Regions from separate parts of the Homo sapiens genome. Here regions 1 and 3 are each linked to region 2. Evidence: read pairs that join two places in POLR2A ChIA-PET (ENCODE). Cell type or tissue: OCI-LY7. All regions are shown on one strand.

The links. Peaks named below come from ENCODE experiments on the same cell type or tissue, not always from the same donor. Only the 100,000 strongest peaks of a DNase experiment are listed, where the experiment ranks them.
Region 1: POLR2A ChIA-PET joins it to region 2 with 6 read pairs; 2 of 35 experiments call an interaction of 5 or more read pairs at or near these places.
Region 3: POLR2A ChIA-PET joins it to region 2 with 6 read pairs; 2 of 35 experiments call an interaction of 5 or more read pairs at or near these places.

Annotation. Positions count from the first base shown.
Region 1 is chr13:91,511,989-91,514,488 of GRCh38, reverse strand. The region is part of intron 2 of GPC5 (glypican 5); the gene reads right to left. Among named protein-coding and RNA genes, the nearest start is that of GPC5, 110 kb to the right of the region's middle. In OCI-LY7, no CTCF peak of the experiment used is centred here; no DNase peak of the experiment used is centred here.
Region 2 is chr13:91,575,547-91,578,046 of GRCh38, reverse strand. The region is part of intron 2 of GPC5 (glypican 5); the gene reads right to left. Among named protein-coding and RNA genes, the nearest start is that of GPC5, 180 kb to the right of the region's middle. In OCI-LY7, no CTCF peak of the experiment used is centred here; a DNase peak (open chromatin) is centred at 1,256.
Region 3 is chr13:91,507,794-91,510,293 of GRCh38, reverse strand. The region is part of intron 2 of GPC5 (glypican 5); the gene reads right to left. Among named protein-coding and RNA genes, the nearest start is that of GPC5, 110 kb to the right of the region's middle. In OCI-LY7, no CTCF peak of the experiment used is centred here; no DNase peak of the experiment used is centred here.

The DNA of each region.
Region 1 (2,500 bases), 64 kb after region 2:
TCTAATTATAAAATAGACAAAGGACATGAACGGGTATTTCACTGATGAGCATATACAGATAGTAAATAAGCATATAAGAATATGTTCAACAGCATTAGCCTATTAGGGAAATGCAAATTAAACACATGAGATAGCACTGTAGACCTATCAAATTAGCTAGAATAAAATTAGTGACATCAAATGTTGGCTCACTCATACTCATGAACTGAATCTTTTACACATTGCTGGTGGGAATATAAAATGGTACAGCCATTCAGGAAAAAAATTTGTAATTTCTTATAAAACTAAACATGCTATTATTATAAGACCCAACAATTTTCCTCTTGGGAATTTATACCAGAGAAATGAAAGCTTATATTCATGCAAAAACCTGTATCCTAATGTTCACAATAGCTTTACTGAAAATAACCAAAAACCAGAAACAACCCAGATGGCTTTTTACAGGTGAATGGTTAAACGAAAAGTGATGTATCTATGCAATATAATGCTACTCAGCAATAAAAAGGACAAACTATCAATACATGCAACTTGAATAAATCTCAAGGGAATTATGCTGAGTGGATTTTTAAAAAGTTACATACTACATGATTCCATTCATACAATATTCCCAAAATAGTAATAAAGAACAAGTCAGTGTTTTTCAGGAATTACAAGGAAAAAGCTGTGGAAGGAGATGGGTATGGTCATAAAATGGGAAGACGAGTGACCCTTGTAGGGGTGTTCTCTATTATTATTATTTCTTTTTTTTGAGATGGCGTCTCGCTCTGTTGCCCAGGCTGGAGTGCAGCAATGTGATCTTAGCTCACTGCAACCTCTACCTCCGGGGTTCAAGTGATTCTCCTGCCTCAGCCTCCAGAGCAGCTGGGACCACAGGCACATGTCATCACGCCTGGCTAATTTTTGTATTTTTAGTAGAGACAGGGTTTCACTATGTTGGCCAGGCTAGTCTTGAACTCCTGACCTCAGGTGATCCACCCATCTCAGCCTCCCAGAGTGCTGGGATTACAGGCATGAGCCACCGCGCCCAGCCCAGTGTTCTCTATCTTAACAGTGGTGAGTCAAGCATACACAAACCCATACATGTGTGATAAAATTGCACACAACTAAATACACACACACACACACACACACACAAATGAAAACAAGTAAAATTAGTGAAATCTAAATAAGACCAGTAGATTGTATCAATGTTATTATCCTAGTTGTGATATTTATTACAATCATAAAAATCTCACCAAGCAGGGAAACCTAGGTAAAGTGTACATGGAATCTCCATATTACTACTTACAACGGCCTGTGAATCTATCATCATCACAATATAAAGAGTTTAATGAAGGAAAAAGAGCTAATGCATGTCAGGTTTAATACCTAGGTGATGGGTTCATAGGTGCAGCAAACCACCATGGCACACGTTTACCTATGTAACCAGCCTGCCTATGTAACAAACCTGCATATGTACCCTGGAGCTTAAATAATAACAATGATTTTTTTAAAAGTGTAATGTGAAGAAAATAAATATGAGACCTGTATCTGGTTAAGATGTAAAAAGTTATCAAGAAAAACTTTTTTCTACCCTTAATAATAATGAGAACCAAGCTGGATAAGCTGTAAAACTATAGATTAAAACACACATCACAGAACTTAGTATGCAAAAAACCCTAATGGTACTAGAAAATTAGACCCTCCTAGAAGACAACAGACCCACAGCTGTTTGAATCCTTGAAACACAGCAAGAAGATGATTCCACCATTAATGAAGGCAAGAATAATCCAGATGGACTTTCAGCATACCTTTAACAGCCATTTACAGGCTCTCATGAGAGATTACCATACTGAGGAGCCCCAGCCAAGAGACCTCTACCAAGCGTTAAGGGCCTATACACCAAAGGCCAGGGAAGGGCAGGAGGTTTGAAAGTGACCCACCTCGAGGTGTGCAGGGCCTTTGCCAAGTGCAGGGACATGGCCCAGTACAAATCAGGAGCAGGGCAGAATAGCTGAGAGAATCCCTCAAAGTATGCCAGGGCTTCACGAAATGCACAGGAGCTGCTCTACAAATGCTGAGCATGAGAGGAAAGCTGAAAAAATCCCCCCAAGATACTCTAGGACTTCAAGTGCACTGGAGTTGCCCTCTGATGACTGGAGACAGAAGAATAGGACAGAAAGAGATCTCCAAAGGTGCAGAAAGCTACGGGAAGGACAGAGGAAGTAAAAGAACTTCCAAGTTCTCCAAATACTACCAGCTGCACTACGTAAAGCAGAGAAATTTGCTTTGTGGAATTAGCCTCGTGAACTTTGGTAGTTTCGATGTAAAACATAGAGCGATTTCTGGAGTTGCGATGATGGAATCTTGATCACAAGCTCTGCTAATGAAAAGATCCTGATCTGTTGGCAAAAAATATATTTAAAGCCTGTGGTGATTTCCATCTAACTAACACTAAACCTAAACCCAGTTCTACCACAGGTTACATTGACTCAGACTCCCACATTAATAGCTTAACTGG
Region 2 (2,500 bases):
GAGACAGTGACCCAAGATGAGAGAGGAAGGCTGAAACTACAATATCTTTCATGGCCTAGCCACAGAAATCACACACTATCATTTCTGCCTTATTCTATTTATTAGAAGCAAGTTACTAAGTCCAGCTCATACTTAAGGGAGAAGGAATTAGGTTCCATCTTTCGAAAGGAATGTCAAAGAATCTGTGGACATATTTTAAACCACCACATATAGCCACCAATATATTGGTATAAGGGTAAGAGGTGTCAGGAGACTATGAAAAAGACAAGGAATGCCCATTTTAGAGCTGTATTTCCAACCTTAAATCAACAACTTTTTGAGAAGTCCATAGTAACAAACGTTTAGAAGAAGAAGCTCACAGCCCTTAGAGTGCCATTTTTTTCTTTATGACCAAGTTTCATAATTATGACAGAAGCTTGCCACAGTAAGGAAAACATGCAATGTGAATGTTCTGGCACATTACATGGAGGAAGAAAGTCAACAATAGGTGAGGAGCCAACTGCATAGGAAGGCATCAACAACAGTCAGGGAAGGTAGCAGCGTAGAAGAACATATTAATAATGCACCAAAGACAAAGTCCACAGACCCTAGGGCTCTTCTGCAAGGGGACTTCTTTCCAAAGTAGCCAAGGCATTACTGAGTCTCTGGAAGGTAGAAAAGTGGTGGAAAGACCAATGTATAATTCAAATAGCTCTCCCCACTGCGATATTATATTTTAACTCCTTAGCTAGCTGAGCTCAGCTTCACTGGCACCATTTCAAGAAATATATACAGAAAATTAACCACATTTCCCAAGTTGAATTTCCCAAAGACCCAACTACTTCCACAATTCCCACCTGACAGCTAAGCGGCTAAAAGGAAGTCCACAATCATCCAACCCTTCAGTCAATTTATGGCAGGAGAATCCATATAGTGCCTAGGGAGACAGGAAGAACCAATAATCTGTTCACAGTATTTTAGGAAAACCTCAAGCCTGGGCAGTAGAGCTCTTATGCAAAAATGAGTAAGGAGTAGAGAGAAGGTCAAATACAGAACTAATGCAAAAATTCTGATACAAGAAAAGAAGGAAAACATGTGAAGTATTTCTGCCTTTTCACATACAAATTTTTTTTTTTTACAGATGAACCAGAAGCTAAATATTGTAAGCAATCAACTGAATCTGCTAAGTGTGACATTAAGAGTTTTATGTGAATTCAGCATACAGAACTTTGTTTTAGTTGGTGGCTTCAGCTGAGTTTGGCCAGCAGGAGGCGATGACAGGAGATTTCTGCTTCCTCCCTGCTTTTGTGATATTCTGACTTAGCCATATGCCTTTAAGATAACAGTTGCTGGCAGAAGGGCCCCTTTCCATTGTTGCAGCTCTCATCAGGCTCTGGAAACACATCTCTTTCCCTGGCATCAGGAGGGGCAGCGTGGTCCTGATGCTGCTAATCTCTGCATGTGTTAACACACCCTGTGGTTACACTAATTTGGCAAACACCTTTGTAAACTAAAAAGTTTCCTCAAACACTTCAACACTGGGTACTGTTACCCGTTAGGAATCTCCTGATGCAATGTATATTTTTCCCAATATACTTACTTTAAGTTGTTTTAGTTGTGTTTATTTTTTGCTGTCCATTTATTGCCTCTGACTTTGCCTACATAATTTTTTATTTATTTCTAACTACTAAGTAAAATTATATATATTTGTGGTGTACAACAGATTTCAATATATATATATATATACACATTGTGTATTGGCTAAATTAAACTAATTAACATATGTATTAATCATTTTTTTTGTGATAAGAACACTTAAAATCTACCCTCGGCAATTTTCAAGCATACAATACATTGCTATTAGTCATAGCTACCTTGATATAAGATAGATCTCTTGAATTTATTCCTCCTGCCTAACTGAAATTTTGTACCTTTTGACCAACATCTGTCTGCCCAATGTTCCCATCCTTCAGCCTCTGGTAATCTCCATCCTACACTGCTATGACTGACAATATTCAGGACAGTTCTACCTACTACTTCTTTCATATTCTGACATTATCGGTTTTCATGCTAAATAAATGTTGCCAAAATTACTGTATTATTGACATCTAATATATTCTTACCTAATACTTTTCTGTTTGTATTCTCTTTATTTTTTAGAATTCTTTGACACTGAAAGTAACGTGGCAACTAGAAGGCATTAAAAACATAATTGGTATAGTATAAAAAGTTTTTTAAATGTATGGTTACTTATAAGTATACTCCTAAAGAAAATAGCCGCTTTACTTAAATTATTAGCAATGGGAAAAAGACTCAATTTTCTCATCTTGTAGCCACCCAATTGGTCTCATATACATTGTATTTCATTAAAACTAAAAAAGTTTTAAAGAAATTTCTAATTAACATACACAGAGGAACAAAAAAGCTGCAGGCTATTGAATTAAACGTCATACAGCATCAGTAAAACTTTTCTGCCAGTGGGTACAGTTTTAACATGCATATAAAATAGCGTGTTCTCCCT
Region 3 (2,500 bases), 68 kb after region 2:
TTAAACAAGATGATATATCTAAAACATTAGAGCAGCTCTTACACAAAATACACACAATATAAATGATTGCACAATACAAATGATAGCTATGATTATTGTATTTATAATTAAACAATGGAAATAGCATGACTTTCATAATAATAATAATATATGTACATAATTTTCTATAGCTGTGAAATATTTTTCCAAAGAATATTTAACATGATAAAACAAAAATGAAACAAAACTTTATATATAGTATGTTTTATATGTAAGAATGTATAAACAGAGGAAAATATATGAGGTAAATACTTCAAATATCATTAGAAATTATGTAGAAATGGTGATATACAAGTGATAATGACAAACCATATTGGCTTGCTTAGGTAATGACATTTATTACCAGGTAGGATCAGAAATACTACAACTAAATTATTAATTCATTTTATATCTAAAGAGTAATCTTGTGTACTCAAGCTTCTTAGATACATCTGATATAAGTACCAGAAATCCAGGTAAACTAGATACCTGGTCCAATGCCCAATATAAAGCATATACAAAGATTATAATAAAATAGATCATGACTAATTTTTAGTATTCCCATGTGACTAAAATGGCTTTGAATAAAAATGTTACTTTAGAAAGAGTTAAGAAATATGATTAGTAATAGTTTAATATAAAACTCTTTTGAGCATTTAGTGTTATATTAATATTGTCCTAATGTAACATGAAAAACAAGGTCTCAAAATGAAATATTGCTTTCCCAGAATTCTAAAATTAGGTTATTAATCACATCAACTTTTCATGAATATCTATTATAGCATGACTTTTTAAACAGTAAAACTTTTCATAAGAATGCCTATGCAAATATGACTATCTCACTATTTGATCCTTAAAATATGAATATGTTAAGCCTTCTTTATGAGCACTTTTAAAGACCTAATTGAAGTAACTTCATAGAATATTTTGAGATAGTCTCACAGTGAACCCAAGTTTGTTTGCAAAAGTTTTTTTTGTTTGCAACAGTTATGTAGTAGTTTGACCTGGTATGAGCTCTGAGGATTGCATCCTTTATATTTTCAATTTAATAATAAAATATTCAAGAAGTGCTCACTACTATACCTGCAATTTTGGGGCATTAGAATAATAAATTTAAGACTTATAGGGAATATTAGTGGTAGCCTTATGCTACTCCTGCTTCTTACAGGAAAGATTCCAGTATCAACTGTGAACTGGTATTCCAGTCTTTGTCTCAACCTTCAAGGCTCAAAAAGCCTTTATAACATTTTACCAGACTGTCTATGACACATTTGGATTTGATTATCTTATGGATTATAGTATGGGATGGGGAACACAAGCTTTGAGGTCAGGCCAGGGCTAACTCGAGCTCTGCTGTTTTCTAACCTAATGATGCTTTTTGGGGGGCAAATTCCTTAATGTCCCAGCCCAGATCCTCAGCTGCCTATGTTTAAAATGGGTTAAATTTATGGAATGGCTGTGATTGTATATAGCACATTGACATAGAGTTTTTTACATTTAAATCCTTTATATTTTTATGTTACTTTTACAGGAAGATGTGAAGAACTGAATTAGATATATGTTTATAGTCAGTTGTCTGTAGCATATTTGTCATGGTTGATCCATCTTTTTGCAAATTTATTTGAAATTCCACCTTGATCAAATATGCCTATCATATCTCCTGGGCGTGACACAGAGCAGGCACTTAATAAATAGAACTTCATGTCCTCCTTCTACTGAGTTAAAACTTGCTTTCCTATAAATTCCATTGATCTATTTTGCCTGTCAGTGTACCAACAAAACTCATTTAATGAACTAAATACCCCTACTTCAGCCAGTCTTCACATGGCATAATTTCCAGTACAATGCCATCCTGTCTGCCCTCCTTTATATAAGCCATAATTGCCACTATTCGTCTAACAATATGGCTCATTGGACTGAACATTTTCTACCAGACATGTTTTCACAATTGAAGGGCCTGGGAAATAATATCTACCTTTGCTCTCAATACCTCCATTCTTTAAATGCAGTCTAATTTTATATTAGCATCTCTCACATCTAATTCATACTACGTTATACTAACAGTAAGTTTTGTTGTTAGCTAAAGCCATGATTCCTTTTTTTATGTGAGCTGTTTTTAAGCCAAATGTTGTCCATTTTGAAAACATTAGGTATTTTGGTATCTGATAATGATCTTTAAAAATGCCAAAAATCTAAAAATAAGAAGAAAGGTCACTTATCCTTTATCATATATTTTTGCTACATCTCTCATTCAAAGTCAAGACATTTTCTAAGGAGTTTGCTTTCTTTAAATATATATTATTTTAGTATCATTGTTTAAGATTGAAGAATATTTTAAATAATACTTTTCAATTAAGTATACTTTCAGAGTTTTCAGTATTCAACCCACTTTAAACATTTTTTGATAAGCTAAGAGAGCAAAGTTTCAAAAAAGTATATATGATATAATTTCACCTTGGAATATGAGTGCTGACTCACAAAT